Regions from separate parts of the Homo sapiens genome. Here region 2 is linked to region 1. Evidence: chromatin loops called from intact Hi-C (ENCODE). Cell type or tissue: IMR-90. All regions are shown on one strand. Links, peaks and the distances in the headings refer to the core of each region. The heading gives the core; the rest is flanking DNA.

Region 1 (10,519 bases), core at 2,687-7,686:
GATACTGTTAGAATATTAGTTACCTTGATATATTACTTGCCTTTTCATATTTCTGAGTTGCACAGATCTAGGGGGCACTGTTTATATTGTATTGTTTATGAATGGGAACTTCTGGATTAGTGTGAAGCAGAGGCTCCTCTTTTAGTACCATTTTTAGGCATAGTTTACCTGGAACCATGTTTATGCTTCTCTCCTGGATCTACCTACAATGTATACACCATCTTGTGCCCTTTAGCTTAGAAAGTCTTTCTGTATTTCTCTGTTTTTGTCACATTTAAAAAAAAATAAGTCACCTTTAAAATATATTGTATTCTTTAGCATAGTTTTGACCAATGTCAACTTAGGAGAAATTTAAGATTTTTTTGAATTCCTAATATTAATCTCTGACAACTCTGGGGCTGGGCATTTGGTGAATATCCTCTAAATACTTTTTAAATTTTTACTGAAAATCACATATTTCTGTTTTCAGAAATTTGAAACCATGTATCTTTTTCTTGTAATTCTCCAGACTGCTTCAGAAATGGTAATAGGTTTAGTCCTTTGAGGTTCTTAAAGTATAATTTTCAGAGAATTACTAACTTGACTGAGTAGCTTAGTATATTTATTTTTTTACCCATACTTTAAATAAACTTTTTCTCACCTAGCAATGCTTTTTATAATTTTGTTTGTATTCTTTTACTTTTTAAGATGTCCTTTGTTAATGTTATTTTATTTGTTTCTATAATAAATATATACCAACTTTTTTAACAGATAAAATAATTAGGCACAGGGCTTGTACCCTGAAGGACACTGCACATGCTATCATTGCAGCTGAATTAGATCCAGAATTTAATAAACTTTGTGAGGAAATTAAGGAAGCAAGAATAAAAAGAGGTAAGTTGTAGAAATAAACTTGGTACTGAAGCCTAGTGTGCTCTGTTCAGGCCAAGAGTACTTGAACGCTGTTTCTTTAGGATTGCTGGTATTATGAAAGTAATGTATTTAATGTATTTATTTAATTTCTGATACTAATGTGTTATGTAAATTCTCAAAGATATTTTACAACTTTACCTACTGTGAAAGTTTTAGTGTGATAGTGTGTATTACAGAAATAAAGTGTTTCTTATTGAAATTTGTTTTGTAGGAGTATATCTTTTTTAAGAATTGATTTCTAAATGGATTTAGATATTAGATATGAAAAGGTTTTATTTTTCATCAGTTTACTTTCTGGTACTTTAAAAACATGTTTAGGTATACTGTTTTTCCCACCCTAGTGAAATTTATATGCAATTTTGTTATTAGAAACACAGAATTAGCAATTGTGGTTTGTCAATTCAGTTTATAATCTTGTCCTTGAGGAACTCACATTTTAGTAGGAGAGAGAGAAATGTAAAACCAATCAAGTACAGTGTGGTGTATGCACTGGTTGAAGCATGTTCAGAGCACAGAGATGAGACCTCCCAGTAGGGAACCCAGCATTTTGATCAGAGTAAGGAGTGAATATAGAAGTGTTCTCTCTAATGGACTAGGGAGGCAGTGATAGAGGAGGAGGAGGTGTATTGCACACAGAGAAAACAATAGCATATGTAAAGGCACAGAGGTGTGTTAAACTGGTATTGCTAAAGAAATACAGAATGCTGGAAATAGGGCTCAAGAGGTGCGGGGTCTAGGACACAAAAATTATGAAGAAACTTTTCTTCTACCTTTTTAGAGAGCTCTTCCCTGACCACCTAATCTGATAGAGGCTTTGGTAGCATTTGGCATTATATTATTTGTTTTTTGATCGTGTCCTCCTTATTTAGGATATCAGCACTTTGAATGTCTTGTTTATATCTCTGCTCCAGTCCCTAGAACCCCATCTGGTATAAAACAGGTTTTCGGTAAATATTTGAGTAAATCAATGCCATGCTAAGGAGCTTGTGATTTATCTTGTAGATCAGTGTTTTCAAAAATGTCTGCCTATTACCCACTTCAGCTTAGACCTATGAATTAGATTCTCTGAGAATATTAAGGCCAAGAAATCTTTATTTGAACAAACTATCCAAGAGTTTTTATGTACACTAAAGTTTGATAGCCATAGGCAATAGAAATCATTGAAGGATTTTAAGCAGTGAAATGAATTGGTCGAATTGCCTTGGCGGGAAGAAGTAACATGGTTTCAATGTGCCAGGGTAGGAAGATGAAAGATCAGTTTAAAAGCTGTTGGAGCCCATTTGAAAATGGTTTGGCAATTTCTAAAAAATTAAACATGGATTTACTGTATGACCCAGTGATTCTACTCTTAGGAATCTACCCAAGAAAAATGAAAATATATGTCCACATAAACATTTGTATGTTCATAGGAGCATTGTTTATAATAACCACAAACTGGAAACAACCCAGATGTCTGTCAGCTGGTGAATTGGTAAAGAAAACATAGGATACCCATACAAGCGCATACTACTTAGTAATAAAAGGGAACAAAGTACTGTTACACAGTACAACATGGACGAACTTCAAAAACATGCTGGCTGAACATGGTGGCTCACGCCTGTAATCCCAGCATTTTGGGTGGCAGAGGTTGGAGGATCGCTTGAGCCCAGGAGTTTGAGACCAGCCTGGGCAACATGGCAAGATACCATCTCTACAAAAAAGTGAGAAATATTAGCTAGGCGTGGTGGTGTACACTTGTGATCCCAGCCATTTGGAAGGCCGAGTTGGGAGGATTGCTTGAGCCCAGAAGGTTGAGGCTGCAGTGAGCCATGTTCATGCCACTGCAGTCCACCCTGGGTGACAGAGCAAGATGTTGTCTCAACAAAAAAAACCCCAAAACATTATGCTAAGTAAAAATAGCCAGACCCAGAAGACTACATATTGTATGATTTCTTTTATATAAAATGTCCAGAAAAGGCAAGTCTATAGAGACAAAAAGTGGAGTAGTCATTGCCTGGGACAGTTATCCAAAATTGGATTGCTGTGGTGATTTTACAATTCTATACATCTACTAAAAACTATTTATTGTACACTTAAAACAGGTGATTTTTATGTTATATAAATTGTATCTCAGTAAAGCTGTTGGGGAACAAAAACCTGTTGGAGTAGTCCAGGGTTTTAATTAATGAAGTAGGAAGGGAGTTAGAAGAGATTAATATAAGTGAGATGTAGCCGCAGGGATGGAGAGCACTGTGAAGTGAAGGAAGAATAAAAACTGGCTGCCATATTACTGGTTGAGTGACTTAGTAGATACTAATACTCCCAATCTAGATAGGGAATCTATAAGAACAAACTGTTTTGTTTTGTAGGGAAAGATAAACCAGTTATCTTTAATTTGATCTATCTTTAGGAAATTCAGTTGGAGATATGAAGTAAGGAGTTGTATATATGGATCAGAAGTTGTATATCTGGATCAGAGATGTTTGGGCTAAAGATACAGATTTGAGAATTATTATATAATAGTAATTGAACCTGAACACAATGATACTTCGCTGGGGAATGTGTAGATTAGAGTAAGAAGAAAAGTGGTTACAGAGAGAACCTGGAGAAAAACCAACTTAAGGACCACATAGAAGAAATAAATCTCTAGTGAAGAAAATTAAGATAGAATGATTAGTCTTAGGAATATAATGCAGGACAACCAAACTGACTGCAGTGTGGTGCGACAGGAAGCAAATAGCATTTTGAAACAGTTCACGGGAATGGGGTTTAGTAGCCCAGTAGACTGTTGTACATTCTAAGATGGCAGAGGTCATTATTTTTGGATAATATATAATCTTATTGTTCCACAGTCATAATAATGTAAAATGTGCCTCTTTGTGAATTAAAATGAATAAAAATAGGGCCCCTTTGGGGATTAAGTGTAAACATGGCCTGCCAGATTGTTTTATTTTTATGATTTTATATCTAAGTTTCTTACCCATCTTAAAACAAAAGACACTGCTTTCATTGGAACTGCAAACTGCCCTAGTATAATTAATGACTTTAAAACTCAGTTTTGTATTTGAGATTTTTTTAAAAACCTTTTGGTTTATGTAGCTGGGAATATTTAAAGAGGTATTGCTTATCTTCTGCTTGCAGGCTTATCAGTAACATCAGAACAAATAAATCCTCATAGTACTGGAGCTCGGAAGACAGAAACTAGAGTCGAAGAGGCATTTCGGCACAAACAAAGAAATCCAATGGATGTGTGGCACAACTCTGCAAATAAATGTGCATGTGAGTATTTCAGCTCATGTTATCCAGTAGTGAGAACAACTGAGAATGATGTAGATATGTTAGGAATTGGGTACAAAACAAAGTGCCGCTCTTTTCCCATAGCTCTTTTAATCTCTTTTCAGAGGTGAAGAAGAGCTTGTGAGGTAAATGCTGAATCAGAAATATATTTCTTTAACTTTATTTGTTATTTTCTATCCCTATTCAATATTATTTGCTATGACAATTGAACTAGGCTTGAATATTTTCAGTTTTAAACTTTGGTTTTTGGATAGCCATGTGGAGCCAGTAGAATTTTTATATGCCCCTGTCCTTATCCTCCACTCCTTGTACACTATGCAGGATGTTCTCTTTAGGGTGGGAAATGGACACTCCCGCATGTGGGTGTGTCTGATCTGGCAACAGGAAGTTGATTTTTCTGAGAGACTATTTTGTGTTCAGTTTGAAAAATTGGCACAGCCTTCTTTTCTTTGTAGTTTTTGTGAGATGTATTTAAAGGGAAAATTGGGAGTTTTTTTGTACTCATTCATGTTGATCTATAACATTTCCAAAAGTCAAATGTTAATAAACACTGCGTCTTTCTAATAGAGTTCTTCTGTTTCACTAAAGATAGCCTTCCTTGGAAGATACATGCTGTTTTTCTGGTATAAAGGTGATAATCCAGGTTAAGTATCCCTTATCCAAAATGCTTGGGACCCAGAAGTGTTTTGGATTTTGGATTTTTTTTGGATTTTGGAATATTTGCATTGTACTTACTGGTTCTGCATCCCTAATCCAAAAATCAGATATCTGAAATGCTCCAACGAGCAGTTACTTTGAACGACATGTCAGTGCTCAAAAAGTGTTGGATTTTGGATACTCAACCTGAACTACTTTGTCAGTAAAGCTAGCTATAATATGTTGTTTCACCAGTGGCATTGAATTTGAATGAATAAACTATACCCACCTTTTTAAAGCTTGTCCCCTTTTGGTAAGTGGCATTTGTATATGAGAAAGTTTGAGAAAGGACTCGATGATGCCGTGAAACTGATTAAGCCTATTTGGCCTAGTTGTATTTCAGATCATGACTTGGATTGTGTAATGTAGTACTCTAATTTAAACTTTGAAATTCTTTACATTCTATGCATCTGCTACAAATATTTATGAATGAAAATACATTGACTATTCACTTGAAGAAGTTTTAAGTGCCTTTAAATATTTTAAAAACTTTTTGAATCTACAAATATGAGTTTTGTTTTCTCTTACCAGTAGATGGCATATGCGACCCATAATTTTTCTGTTTTACATTAACTTAAATAAGAAATCTGAATGTCCCTAAGGCGTAGTTGCTTTCCTAAGGCCTTAGTTTTGGAAACAAACTCAGTGATGCTATAAAAATTGACTCTAAAGATCGTGTCTCTAAATGGACTTTTCACACAGAGCACCCCGATGAAGGAAGTGGTGTGTGTGTGTGTGTGTGTATGTGTGTGTGTGTGTGTATATGTGTGTGTGTGTGTGTGTGTGTGTGTGTGTATATATATAAATTTATTTATTTTTTTTTTTTTTCTTGAGACAGAGTCTCTCTCTGTTGCCCAGGCTGGAGTGCAGTGGCTCAGTCTTGGCTCGCTGCAACCTCCGCCTCCTCAGGTTCAAGCAATTCTCCCACCTCAGCTTCCCAAGCTACTGGGACGACAGGCGCCTGCCAGCACACCTGGCTCATTTTTTTGTATTTTTAGTAGAGATGGGGTTTTACCATGTTGGTCAGGTAGGTCTCGAACTCCTGACTTCAAGTGATCCGTCAGCCTCGGCCTCCCAAAGTGCTGGAAGTACAGGTGTGAGCCACCATGCCTAGCTGGAAATGGTATATTAAGCATTAGGTCCACAAATACTAATATATACTCTTGCCACATGCCAGGTACTGTGAAGATACATCAGTGACTAAAACAAAAATCTCTTCTTGTGGAGCTAATGTGGTCTGTTTCTCTTATTTTGCCAAAATTATACCAACCATTAGAAATAATTATATAAGGAAGAGAAAAATACCTCCAGTCCTACTTCCCAAAGATTAAGACCATTTTCTCTTACCGTATTAGCCAGGTCTATCCTGCAGTAACTTGCTTCAGCAGGGCTCCCAGCCTTTGCTTATGTACTGCATGTCAGGTAGTTGAGGTGACTCCTGATTGAGCAGAGTTCAGCTTCATTTTGCTCTAGTTTCATGGCTTAGGAAAGAAAAAGGGAACCTATTGTACTTTCAGTTACATGGTTGCAGAATAAGAGAGGTTATGGTGTCAGGAATGGCCTGTCAGGTAGTAAAAGCCTAATAGCGCTAACTTGCAGAGTCAGAGCAAGCTGAATGCTTTTTATTTTTTATATGGACTAGATTAGTTTTTCTTATAGCTAATGGGATGTTTACAAATGCCCATCACCTGAGCCTGTGTACCAGATTTTAACAGTAGATTAATACAGAAATTTTCTTCTCTATGCTAATTACCCTGTAACTTTAAATTATATAAATAGAAATTAATAGGGGAAAAGAATGAAGAGTTAGTGCTAACAGGATTACAGTTTTGAAGGAAAAATACATGTTGAGCCAAATGACTCAATAACCTGAATTTTGGAGATGATTTCAGAAACCTTTAGGAGATATATTCTTAGGTAAGAAAGAAGAGTAATATTTATAACTAAATTTATCTATTTCTTGTGAATTTACAGAGATGCAGCAGGAATTAAAGATGAAAGGATTAAATAAGTATGTAAATACACTACACTGTTGATAGATTCTAAATTCATATTAAGCAGTGTGAATATAAGAAACAAGGGTTGTCATTAAAAGACCATATTCCTTTCTGTCTCTATAAAGCAATTTTTAAACTACAGATTAAACAGCCTACAGTTAGTGATTTCATATTTATATTTTCTTTAAAAAATATCTTTGCCCAGGAAGCTTTTCAGCTTTGATGTATTAAACATATATATTGTCTTTTTTTAAGTTAAAATTATTATGTTCATAACCACAGAAAAAATGAATATTTTTATTCTGATACTTTCAACAAACTAGTATTTAGAATTTGGGGTTAGATACCAGAAGTGATTCAGCTCTAGCATAAGTGGTTTGCTTTAATAATTTTTGTATTTAAGTGTTCTGAAGAACACTTAACTGTATTATGCAAGTGTCCCAAATTATAAAAGTTAACTTTTTGTTTATTTAAGGGACAATGAGGTAGACTTGCTTAACCATCTACCTCAATTTGATACATATGTGAGAAATTAAAAATTCCAGGGTCCATTAATACCTAGAGGCCCTAGCTGCCTACTCATAAAGCTCATGATAGTTTCTAGCATCTAAGAGTATAGTCCTTACAACTTTTGTAGGCCTCCCTTTTCACATAAGTGACCAAGTATTTATTTTCAGTGTTTTGTTTATGTTGTTGTTGTTGCCTTGATAGCAGAGGGCTTAGTTTTCCTACATATTCTCAAATAACTTTGCAAGAAATTGATGCTGCTGGGTGAACTGTTTGTGCTAGAAGAGATTAACAGTTGGCTCACCAAATTGTCCAAATAACCTTCATAAGGCATCTATCCATGGTCATACTTAACTTTGGGTGATTCCTTTTTCTGGAAGGAGAGGTTTCTTTGTGAGGATACCCTTAACTGTTCTGTTATGCTATATTGAATCATGTCTTTATTTTCTTTCATGATTTAGGAGCTACCTTTTGCTAGTAAAACATCCACCTTCCTGGTGGAAATCCAGGGCTTTGGCCCCAAACTTTCTGGCAGCCTGGTAATGTGGTCATTCTTTAAATGTGTATATTATATGCGTGGCTTTTGGATGTTGAAAATTAGGAACAGTAGTAAAGTAGGATCTAGGATAGTAGAAAAGATTAGTGCTGAATAAACTCATACAGGAAATACATTAAAAAATGTTTTATTCTGCAGAGTTCATCCCTGACTTCATATCCATTCCATTTGTAGGTTGCAAGGATTAGTCAGCATGAATGTCAAGAGCTAAGTAGTTTTTGTGTGTTACATCAGCATGGGTTTACTTTCTTTTGGGTCCTGTTTAATAAACATATGTAAAATTGGTATTGCATTCCAAGTTCTACATATCTTTTTTCCTTCCTTGTAAAACAGTTCGGGTTCGGAGAAAATCAAGGCGGAGATCACAGTGGGGTAAAGGAATTATTAAGAAAAGGAAAGTTAATAATTTAAAAAAAGATGAAGAAGACACCAAATTTGCAGACTATGAGAACCATACGGAGGACAGGAAATTATTAGAGAATGGAGAGTTTGAGGTAAGCACTGACTGCCATGAGGAAAATGGAGAAGAGACTGGAGACTTATCTATGACCAATGATGAATCATCCTGTGACATCATGGACTTGGACCAGGGGCAGAGGCTTAACAATGGAGCAGGCACAAAAGAGAACTTTGCATCTACTGAGGAGGAAAGTTCAAATGAATCTCTACTGGTCAACAGCAGCAGTTCCTTAAACCCGGAGCAGACCTCCAGGAAAGAGACTTTCCTTAAAGGAAATTGTCTAAATGGTGAGGCTTCCACTGACAGTTTTGAAGGAATACCAGTTCTGGAATGTCAGAATGGCAAGCTTGAAGTAGTTTCTTTCTGTGATAGTGGAGATAAATGTAGTTCTGAACAAAAGATTCTTCTGGAGGACCAGTCAAAAGAAAAACCAGAAACTTCGACTGAAAATCATGGAGATGATCTTGAGAAACTAGAGGCACTGGAATGTAGCAATAATGAGAAGTTAGAACCTGGCTCTGATGTGGAGGTTAAAGATGCAGAACTGGATAAAGAAGGTAGAGCTAATATTTGAAAAATCTTCTGAAGGTTTAAACTCCAGAGTTAATTCGTTGTGTATTTTATCTGGTTCCCAGTAGTAATAGTTGATGAATAATTATACCCCTCTGAGAATATGTTAAAGTTTTCATCCTATTCTCTAGAAAAGCACACATGTGTGCACGTACACACACACACAGAGGCATGCACCAAATTTTGCTTTAAGTTTCAGAGGGTGTATCGTTTCGAGTGCATTGCTTTACTGGCCGCTTACTCTTCTGCCTCCTGCCTGATTATCACCCCTAGCCTCAGGGATTTATGACTGAAAGCTGAGTAAATCCACAGGTGTTAAGAAGATGGAATTCCAAGAAGAATTATTGGCATGGGCTGGGTGTGGGCAGAGAAGACTTAGTGATAATAGCAGTATGATATATTCGGAAGAGTAATATAGACCTAGATTAAATTACCACTCTTGTTCATTATAATCATGTGACTTTCAGCTCATTATTTACACTCTCCAAGCCTATTTATTCATCTAGGAAATTCAACTTCAGAATGGTGTTGCAAGGATTAAATAAGTCGTGTATTTTAATTGCCTCTCGTGGTAACTGGCACATACTAAGGTATATTCATTCCAGGAAGTCATTGTTAATTGAATCCAAGGGCTGTTCAGTCTAAAAGCCTTCATTGCTTTATAAGTCCAATAGTGGGGGAAAGAAGCAGAGCAATCATTGTCAAGTTTACCTTGTTCTCAGGGAATCAGAGTACTCTCCCAGCTTCTGACTTCTTATGGCTACATGATTCATTTAAGAAGCAGCAGAAAGAGGGAGTTAAGGGTTTCTAGCCTGTCTTTATCATTATTCTTTAGCCCATAGCAGGGTCTGGGATGAGTTGATATCTACCCTGCTCAATATACATTTCCTTCCTGGATAGGTACTCTTATAGGAGGCTATCCTAAAATTATATTATTTTCTCTAAATTGTGTGGAGTGGAGAACACAGCTTCAGCCTGGGATTTGGGCTATGTGGGAAAATTTTTTTTTTTTCTGCCAGTATTTTAAGTCCTTTAGCAGAGTTAGGAAGCAGGAAAATATTATTCAAAGTCTAAGAATTCCTTTAATGGATAAAGAGAAATTTACTGTTCTTAAATGCTACCTGTTAAACATTTGTCTTATTCTTCAATATTTAATACTAAAATAGTTTTCAGAGCAGTATTCATTCTGGGCTATCAGATAGACAGAACTTTAAAAATATGTTAAAGCTAGGGTTAAGTAATGAATATAACAGCATGGGAAAAGTGGAGAAGGAATCTGGTATGAGGCCGAATGGGTGGGGATAGAGGAGTCTATTTTAATGCTGATTTCTATGAGATTTCCATAAGCGTGCTGAAAAAGGCTTAAATTAATATTGTGTTCAGTTGGTGATCTAAACACTATAAAGATAATTGTTGTGTAAAAGTTTGACCTGAAGCTTTCATTTGGAATTATCAGGACAGTATCCTAATCTGAGTTTTCAGGCCTCTAGAAGTCCATGGATGTAGTAATGAGGATCAATATGATTTTAACAAAACTCCTAGCAT
Region 2 (10,519 bases), core at 3,513-8,512, 360 kb after region 1:
ATCTCTGTACTCAAGAGACTCACTCTGAAGGATGGGGCCTGTGAGTCTGGAGAGTAAGCAAGAGTTTACAGATGGGACGCTTTAGACGTGTGGTTTCCCGTGTTTACGTCTCTTTTATTACCTCCATTCTTGACTCAGCCAGCACATGGTGGAGGATACACAGGAAATGCAATGCCCTCCTCCACACCTGGGAAGTACTGTCTTTGGAAGTCAGAGTGTCGTCACAAGCAGCAGCAGCAGCAAGAGGTCTGAAGAGGACTGCGGACCAACAGCTTGACCCTTACTACTAAGATTCTTCTCTCAGAATCTTATGTGGATGATTCCTCGAAATTTCTGTCTCTGGCCCTGATGTCTCCTGTGAGTGAAAGCCAGACCCACACACATAACTGCCTATCTGCCACCACTGCCATGCCTCAGGAGTCCTCACACCCAGTCCTAAACAAAGCTCAGTTTTCTCCAATATACCTGACCCCTTCCACTGTTCCCAGTGCCCAGCACAGCACCACATCCATCCAGTAATCTAGGGGTCACCTTGAGACATCCCTCTCCTTTACTTCCCACCCTCGAACCCCCCACCCCAGCCTGCCCATTTACCTGTCTCCACATGCACCATCCCCTCAACTCTCTCCTGGACTCCCGCAGTCCTCTCCTAACTGTACCCCATTTCTTCTTCCTTAGTGTTTCACAGTGGCTTACCACATGGTAGCCAGGGCTGTCTTTGCAGAATGCCATTCCCTTGCTTAAAAACAGTCAGCCAGTCAGTGCTCTTGCAATAAAGACACAGCATACTTATGCGGCTAGACAAACCCTGCATGGCCTCTCCCTCCTAATTCTCCACTCTCCGCCTGTGCCATGCTCCCCTCTGGTTTCTTAATGCCAGTTTCTCTGACCTTTTCGCATCTCCTTGAAGGCACCATACTCTCTCCTGCACATGTATCTCCTCTGCCTGGAATGCATCATCCCTGCTCCTTCCCCAGCTCACCCTCCCTTTAAATGCTAAGCTTATCATTTCTTTAAATCTCAGATCAGTTCCCCCTACTCCCTGAATCCAAGAAGAGGCGGAGCTCCCTGTAATGGCACTGACCATCTTCCTTCATAGTGTTTATTGCCTTTTGCACTATCTGATAAACATCTGTCTCCCCCACTAGACTGTAAACTCCTTGAGGGAAAGAACCAGGCATGGTTTTGCTCCCTGTCGAGTTCCAACACCAAGCACAGTGCCTGGCACGCAGAAGGCACTCAGAGATTTGCTGAACCATGAAGAATGGGCTTGGGTTCTATTGAGGGAAGACGCACTGCCTTACAGTCTGGCTTCATAGGAGATAGTTACAACACAGAGGAATTGCTGATGGCAACATATTCCTTCCGAGGAAGATTTTCAAGTGGGAGAAAAACAACCTTCCCAAACTGGCATAAAAAGCAAAGAGTAAAAGATGAGTTGTTCGTCCAACGGAGGAAACGCACACCATCAGAACATTCACAAGCCGTCTGTGTGGGGATGTGGGGAGATTCCGCCCCCACCTCCAGCCATATGCTAGGAAGAATCAGGGTAGGAGAAATCCTTGCCTTTCCCATAACTGATAGAAGGCCTTAATCTGGAGAAGATGACAATATAATGTGAGCTCAGTACAGCTGCGGAGAGTGAAGTGCCTAGATATTACGGTCATATTTCTGGTCAGCCTTTCTCTTCTTCTTTGCTCTCTTCAAGGGGTTATCTTTGTGCTGCGAATGGAAAGTCCTTCAGGGATCACCAATGGGGAAAGTGATGTCTGACTGGTTCTTCATACTCACGTTTGTCTGGCTGTGAATGAATTTAAACCCAAGCTCAACAACAACAGGCTCTACCCAATCAGTCTGGGAACGTGTGTCCAGAACTAGCTCCCAAATTATTCTTTATGATTAGCCCCTCACACACCCCCCAACAAGGCAGAGCTGTGAACCCCAAACTCCTATCTGAAAGGTGCTCATCAGAGCTGTCATGGTTGTCTGTTGCTTCAGGGGAGGCCTACAAGGAGGGATTATTGCACACGAACACCGTATGCCCCAAATACATGATGCTACCAGGACTCGGGATTAGAGTCACAAAGAAACTTCAATGTGAAGACACAACGAGAGGCCGTTTTCCTTCAAATTAGAAAAGCTTCTTAAAAATGATAATACAAGCTCTCCCAGACATCCCTGGGTATACAGACAATCTTTTAGTACAATATTCAACATGTTTGAAGGCCTTAAAAAGAGTTCCATCCATCAGAAAGTTCAGTAACCCAGCAAGATACAAAATCAATGTACAAACATTAACAGCTTTTTTATTTGCCAGTAATAACTCATTAGCAAATATGTTGGGACAGAACGATCTCACTCTATGTATATGTAACATATAGGAATGAAGTTTCTAAGAGCAGCACAGAGCTCACATGAAGAAAGCCACAAATGTTTACAGAGAGATATGGAAGTAAACTCAAATAAACACAGAGAGAGCAAGAGTAAATGGAATAGCACATTCCTGAATGAGAAGACTCAATAATGTAGTCCAAATGTCAATTCTTTATAAATCAATTTACGGATCTCATCGAATTCATATGGCTATCATGTAAAAAAAAAACTCAATTTTTTTTTTTTTTTTTTTTTTTTTTTTTTTTTTTTTTAGCGTGAAATGCTTCTAAATTTCCTCTGGGCTATACAAGATATGTCAGACATAGTAGCCAAAAATATTTTGGGAAATAATAATAATGAAGATGATTTGTACTACCAGATTTTAAAACACAAAATGAAAACTTCAGCATTTGAAACAGTGTGGTATAGAACTAAGTTTGAATGAAACAGAATAAACAGCCTGGAAACACCCTCTAGTCTATACAAGAATTTAATGTTATCAGGAGGCCGAGGCAGGAGAATCACTTGAACCGGGAGGTGGAGTTGCAGTGAGTCAAGATCGCACCAATGCACTCCAGCCTGGATGACAAGAAACTCCGTCTCAAAACAACAACAACAACAACAACAAAAAACCCAACAAAGAATTTAATGTATGAGAGGTAGCATTTCAAATCAGGGAGGACAGAAAGATCATTCACTAAACGCAAATGGAAGAATTAAATGACTATTAAGAAAAAGTTAAATTCCGATCATATTTTATAGCAAAATGAGAAAACCTGATAAAAAGTTGAATTTGCAAAATGAATTGCAAAACAATTAGAAGAAAATGCAACTGCGCAGATATCCAAAGCCAGGATGGGGAAGGGCTTTCTAAGCCTAAAAACAAGAGGAAACACTGAACAACAAAAACGTTGATGATTCGTATAAGCAAAGTAAAGGCATCTATACAACCGAGAAACCATAAATGAATTTAGAATTCAAATGACAAACTGAAAAAATATTTCCAACATTATACCAAAAGGTTAATATCCTCTTATGCATAAAGAGCTCTTAAAAATCAATAAGAAAAAAGATGAATATAAATAGAAGGACAAACAGAGGACAGGTACGTCAATACACAGAAACAAATGCTCCAACCCACTGGTAATCAAGGAAACGCAACCGAGACCACGAGATACCATTACTCACCTACCTAACAGACTAAGATTAAAAAAAAATTATAATAGGATAGAATAGGGTAAAGTGAGTATTCACATGCTGCTCCACCTCTGACTTGGTAAATACAGTTCCAGGAATTAATCCTAAAGAAGTAACCCAAAATGTCCACAGATTTGTTCATCAGTATTTCATTGCAACGTTATTTATAGTAGCAAATTACTGAATTATCTAAATGGCAAAAAGGAAACAGTTAAATAAGACACATTAATATAACAGAATATAATGAAACATGGTCTTTTAAGATTGTTTCCAAATGAATAATGACAAGGGAGAAGCAATGCAAGGTTAAGAGGAAAAAAAGCAGGAAAGAAAATGATATATATAGTACGATCCCAATTCTGCTACAAAGTGACAAATAATAGATTCTAAAATGTTAATTGTTTTTTTATCTCTGGGTGATGAAATTTGCATGGTTTTTCTTTTGTTAAAATTTTCCATAAAGAACATTACTTTTATAATTGAAAAGTTACATAATTTTAAAGAGATCAAACCTTGGTAATTCTATTTCTAGAACTCTATGCAAACATGATCTCACATAAGTCTCATATCTACCCCATGAGGTTGGTATATTATCTTCACTTGACATGCACAGATAGAGACCAGGGTGGATATTGTGACAGGCTCAATATTACCCTCAGAGCTGGACCTTGGCAGATGTGTGTGATACCGAAATTGTGAACCAAAATGATATAAAAAGAACTATCCACCAGAGAGTTACAGTAGGAAAAAAAATACATCTGATGGGAATGGCATGCAGGCAGGATGGGATAAATGAAGCCATCCGGAAGTGATGTTTAAGAGTAATTTTCAATTACATGAGGCAATGTGTGTTGTATACTAAAGTAAAAAAGCAAGATGCAAAATTTCATGTGCAACATGGTCCCAACTAATGTGAAAATGCAAAGCAAAAGACTGGAGGACAATATGATAAAATATTAACAATCATCTCTAGATAATATGTGTGTTTTCTTTTCTTTTTTTTTTTTTTTTGAGATGGAGTCTTGCTTTGTCGCCCAGGCTGGAGTGCAGTGGTGTGATCTTGGCTCACTGCAACCTCTGCCTCCTGGGTTCAAGTGATTCTCCTGCCTCAGCCTCCCGAGTAGCTGAGATCACAGGTGCCCGCCACCATGCCCGATTAATTTTTGTATTTTAGTAGAGACGGGGTTTCATCATGTTGGTCAGGCTGGTATCGAACTTCTGACCTCAAATGATCCGCCTGCCTTGGCCTCCCAAAGTGGTAGGAGTACAGGCGTGAGCCACCACGCTCAGCCTAGACAATATATTTATTAGAGATTATTACTTTGTTGTTATACCTGAACATTTTACACAATGGATGTTGCCTTTTACTACCAAAACCTGTTCCACATTAACTTTCAAAAATGTGTATATCACCCACTATAATCCTACAACCCTCTTCCTTACACCTACCCATCCTTTAAGGCCAAGTTCAAAATTCATTTCCCCCATGAAGCCTTCCTGGATTTGCCCAGCCCATTCTGCTTGACCTCCAAAACCATGTGCTCAAAGTAAAGCCTTGACTCCTGGCTTCAGAAACTCTCACAACGGCATTGTAGCTCTTGGGCTGAGCTCCTTACCAAGTATCCTAGAACCCCTAGGATGGGGAGCAAACCATCTCCTGCTCGAGTCTTGTGTGTTGTGGTTGGGAGCTGAGCTTGCAGAACTGGTGCCAACATTGTTGGTCCTCATGGTTGGGGAAGGCATGGACAATGTCATCAGCAGGATCTGTGGAACTGGATGCCAGCCCCTGACCAGAACCAGTCCCTGATGAAGTTCTCATAGGCCATGGAAAAGGAGAAAACCTCAGATAATGCAGCAAATTTTCCAAAACACTAAACGTATTCAACTGCCCTCTATTCAGGGATTACATCTTTCCTACTTTTTGGTGTTAAAACATGCATTGTTTTGTCAAATGATGAGGTGATGAGTAGATGGTAATTTTTAAATGTCATTTTACAAACTAACAACTGGCCACATCTCAATTCCCCGGTTTCCATCATGTTTCATGGTCCGTAAAATAATAAACAATATAACTAACTTTTTTAGAAAAAATGGAGTTGAAAAAAAGGTATTACCTTTATAATCCAAACAATATTGGTATGGATTGAACAAAATTAGAATATTTGTTATGCATGAGAGAAGTATGCCTAATTATCCAATTAAAATAGCTACCTTTCCTTATCCCAGTTATTTTTCCTTATAACATTTATAATTATCTAAATCATACTCCAGTATTTGTTCTCCTTTTTTATGCCAAGTCTTCCTGTGGAGGATGTGTGTTCCACGAGGACAGGATCTGAGTCTGGCTCAAGCTGACACACAGTAGGTACTCAACAAATATGTGTAACATACATAAAGGAAAGAACTTGGACCTAGAGAAGGTGTCTTAAAATATGAGATTCAAGTTTCATGGAAGTTATGGATGGGGTCGACAATATACTAGCATGTGGAACTGTCTGTCTGGAGAAAACTCCTGCAAAGGATTCCTTTGGTCCCCAGTCATTCTGGGAATAAGACATAAAAAGAGAGTAGGTAAACACAGAGGGCAGATTCCTGGCCGGAAGTGTTGGCTTACAGGCTCGGCAGGACGTATTAAGTGGAAGCATACATACAACTCAATTGCAAGCAGCTCTCCACTTCCTGCTCTGCAGAACACTCTCCTTCCCCCAGGCCTCTCAGCTTCCCTTTAGAAAACAAATCGTTTTTACAGTAGTTGATGAGAAAATGCCCTCTTGTGGGCGTGACAGTGGACCACCTCGATCATGTCACGGATTTCTGAAAATGTGGTTATTCCAGAGAATTCCTTCACGAGATTTAAAGGATTTCTTTTTTTTAAATCTCAAACATCAATGCTTTGTTAAAGCAAAAATACATTTTCTAAGAGGCCATTAAACAGTCCTCAATTCACTTCGGCGTGTCTAACTTAGCAATGCAAGTTCTGATTATCTTAAACAGCATCATCACAAAGATAATTATTCTCCTTTCTAAATTTTTGTACGATTTGCTAATGACTGAGTGATTTTTTTTTTAATAGTCATCGCCCAGAATCTGCCTCTTTTTCTGCTCCCAGGGAACCATCACCTGAGATTGACGGGCAGCAATTGAAAATAATAAAATTATGTAAGATGAGCTTGTAATCACCAGCATTTCACAGGAAGCAAAACGCATTTCGTTCTGGCTGAGGAACAGAAAGTTTCTTCCTCATTTTAAATCTGTATCAGAGGTAAAGCCTTCTATTAAAACACAATTCTCTGTACACTTACAGCCTCTGGCAGGCTGCCAAGGAGACTATCATGGAACCACCGCTGCAGAGAAGTAGGCAGTCAAAGGCATCGAGGATTGCTCCTGAGAAAGGATGCAAAGTCTCCAGAATTCTTGGGAGGGCTCTGCCCACAGCTACCCCCCACCTCTTCTGGCCAGGCCTCCCTCCTCAAATGCAAACACATATGCACACACACGCACACACGCTCTTTTTCTGGGAGAGGCATGGCAAAAATAAACACTGAGAAAATTCTTCCCTGTCTTTTGCGCCTGCACACACACACACACACACACACACACACACACACACACTCTCTCTCTCTCTCTTTGGGTTTCATCTTCCCCTTTCTTTTCTCTTTTGGATGTATTATTGTTTTCATCATCATTATTATTAATAAATTGCAAACTCTGCAGTCCAGGACCTGGTTAATTGCACCTTTTTGCTGCATGTAATTTACAGGTACATGTGACCACTTGGGGGCACAGTTATTTGAGAATGCTGGCACTGGCATTCAATAAGGTATGCTTTTAAGGTTTGAAGCCTGCTTTAAGAAAGCCCCAAATCTTGACTCTTACTGGAGCCCCAGCATGGAAGAGAATCCTGAGAATTATTCCTTTAAGGTGAGTCTGAGATTCATTATGAGGGACATTTTTATATGGGATTATACAAAACCATTTGGTTCCTTTCCCATTTTAAAAACTGGTAGTTTAAAAATTTCTTCTACATGGCGGCCTGTCCTTTTTCTGTTTTCATCAGTCTTAATGTCAGCATGGACGTAAACACATACTGCTCACTATGGGATGGGGACGGGCATGGCAAAATTAACTTTCCTATGATAGTTAATTCTTTTGCCTTGTTAGGTAAATTTTTATCTTTCCCAATATGAAAAATACGCTTATTATTTTAAAAACCAGAAAATGTTATGGTAGAAAGATGACCACTGTTAATATTATGGCACATTTTCAGCCTTTTTATCTATGTTCTTTGTTTTCATATACTTGACATTATAGTGTACACTATATATATAGTATAGTACGTCTACAGTGAAAACTATATGTATATATACATATAAGATATATATACATACACATATAAGATTATATATGATATATAAGATATATACACATACATAGATTTAAAGAAATCAGGGATACATATGTATATGTACATATATATACACACACATATATAAGAAATCAGGGACACACATGTATTAATTAAGTTTCCTTATTAATTAAAAACTATTCTCTCAAATAACCAAACTTACAGTGAAATCACTGAAGAAACTTTGTTCTCAATATCCATAGAAATGTTTTATATTTTTCCCATGGTTTTCTCATCAGCAGAAAGGCAAGGAGGGTTATTTACACCACTTTTCCCCAACCCTCCTGCAGTGCCCAAACACACCTGTGAGGACAGGTTCTGCCCCAAGACAAGCCAGGCTGTTCAGTTCACAGCTGGGCAGAGCAGTCTGCTGGGGGATGCCAGGGAGATACAAACCCACGGGAGAGAGGGGGAAGGATGGGGGCGCTGGGACTCGGATTGCATGGCCTGGGCTTTCACCAGGGGCCCCTAGGCCCAAGGACCTAGATAAGCACACACTAGGTTAGTGTCCTGGAAAGATTCTAATCCGGTGTGTGGGAAAATGGAGCAAAGTTTATCTTTTCTGGCTCAGATTCAGATGCACAGTCATTTCACACCCCGGTGAAGGAATCCTTTATTGAGCCACACATTTTAGGAAATCACCCTTATTTCCATAGGACAATAGTCAACACTGAGAGGGTGAAAATCCACAGGGTTTGCATTTTCCACCCGGGACAGTGTGAAACAGCACTGGGCTCTTAGATGACCCCTCACCCAGACGGCCCTCCCATCCCCTCCTCCTGCCGGTCCTCGATGCTCTTCCCACGTCTGGGCTGCTGGGATTCCAGTTCTGGCTCTGCCCCTGACTGGCAAGCCTCAGGTATGGTAATTCTCTTTTTCTGCCCCTCGACTGTTGAAAGTGCAAAATGTGCCCAGCACTGGCCTAGATCCTTAGAGGAAAATCAACAACAGAATATAAATAAAAGGTGAGGTGATCATTTTCCACAGGAGCACATGGTCAAGTCAGCTGGGGACTCCCACGCAGCCCTGAAGCAGTTACCTCGAGAACTTGCATCAGGCAATCCTCAGAGATGTGGGGACTGCTCCCTACAAAGCTGCAAAGGACAGGCAGGATCTGAACCTGGCAGAGCCTTCTAGAGAATGAAGAGGAGAGATGGAAGCTGAGGGTAGCCTCAGTCCAGCCGGACAGAGGCTCCTTGGACCAGCAGATAGTCCCTCTGCTCAGCAATGCACCTTCCTGCCCCTCCCACTACTTCAGGCAGGAGCAGATCGCTTCCTCTGTCCCAGGTCTCCTGTGCCTACATGTGAGCGGGCATAACGCGTCAGGCCCTGACTTGCTGAGATGGGCTCCACACTCCATGTCTCTGTCATGTGAGCCTCTAAACTGAGGCTCTGATGACTACATAGCCCTCGGCTCCTGTATAGGCTCAGACACCATAGCAGTGCCGCCAACCTCATTCAGAGATGAATTCAGAAGAAGTCCTTTAGAAATCACAGGTGCATGTCCAAGCTGGGCCTTGCAAGCTTACCTCTCCCAGGTGAAGGTCAATTGTTAGCTGTCAGTGACCTGGTGGACTTAGGGTGGGGACCGGGGGTGTATAGAGTACGGTTTCTGAATGGAGAGAGGGAAACCGGCATAAATACTTTTTCTCTTGGAGGGCCCCCAAATTCTGTCTGCTTCATGAGGTTCCCCAGTGACCACAGCCCACCCTGATCAGTCTGTCCTGTCTCCACAGGTCTCTACTGTAGAGCAACAGTTGAAGTTGTCACCCACACACTCTCAACTTGCATTATCTATGTCATGACATGAGGTACTGCCCAGAAACGGGGCAGCAGAGGAAACTGACCTCAGGTGAAACTGGCTTTCACACGGATAAATTTGTCCATGTTACTGGAAGGCAGGAATTACCCTCCCACCTCCAACAGGCCTATGAAGGCAGACATGGGACAACAAAGGTATTCTTGATGCTATCATATGAGGTAGCTACGCTCCAAGAGATTAACTTGCCTATGATTGCATCATGTCCAGGTAGCCAGCTAGTGTTTGAGCCCAGATCTATTTGCAACAAAGGTGTAGCTTTCCCCCTCCCATACCACTTAGAGACAAGATCTTGCTATAGCACTCAGGCTGGAGCGCAGTGGTGCAATCTTGGCTCATTGCACCCTTAACCAGGAGGTTAATCCTTCTGCCCCTGCCTCCCAAGTAGCTGGGACTATAGGCGTGTACCACTACATCTGGCTAATTTAACATTTTTTTTTTTTGTAGAGATGGGGTCTCACTATTATATTTCCCAAGTTGACCTTTATTAACTCCTGGTTTCAAGCAACGCTCCCACCTTGGCCTCCCAAAGTGCTAGGATTACAGGTGTGAGCCACGGTGCCCAGCTGCATGGCTCTGCATTAGGCCTCACCATGTCATGAGATAAGATACTGCCCAGCATTGGGGAAATGAGGAGACACTGACCTCAGTGTTGGACTCAGAGGCTACAAACTCACCCAAGAATGGGTCACAGCAGAGAGAGCCAAGTCACTGGAAAGATGGAA

The links. Hi-C counts contacts between places; a loop is a spot of excess contacts. Peaks named below come from ENCODE experiments on the same cell type or tissue, not always from the same donor. Only the 100,000 strongest peaks of a DNase experiment are listed, where the experiment ranks them.
Region 2: a loop joins it to region 1, with 4 times the contacts of the local background. A loop is called at or near these places in 7 of 110 quality-filtered maps.

Annotation. Positions count from the first base shown.
Region 1 is chr2:23,755,860-23,766,378 of GRCh38, reverse strand. ATAD2B (ATPase family AAA domain containing 2B) reads left to right here. Exons shown (of 28, transcript NM_017552.4): 23 at 751-873; 24 at 4,033-4,170; 25 at 8,278-8,961. Among named protein-coding and RNA genes, the nearest start is that of ATAD2B, 170 kb to the left of the region's middle. In IMR-90, for the core only: a CTCF peak has its summit at 5,424 (motif pointing right); a DNase peak (open chromatin) is centred at 5,458; H3K27ac peaks cover 95 bases.
Region 2 is chr2:23,400,390-23,410,908 of GRCh38, reverse strand. The region is part of intron 1 of KLHL29 (kelch like family member 29); the gene reads right to left. Among named protein-coding and RNA genes, the nearest start is that of LINC02923, 18 kb to the right of the region's middle. RefSeq lists an enhancer at 5,975-6,556. In IMR-90, for the core only: a CTCF peak has its summit at 6,352 (motif pointing left); a DNase peak (open chromatin) is centred at 6,228; H3K27ac peaks cover 404 bases.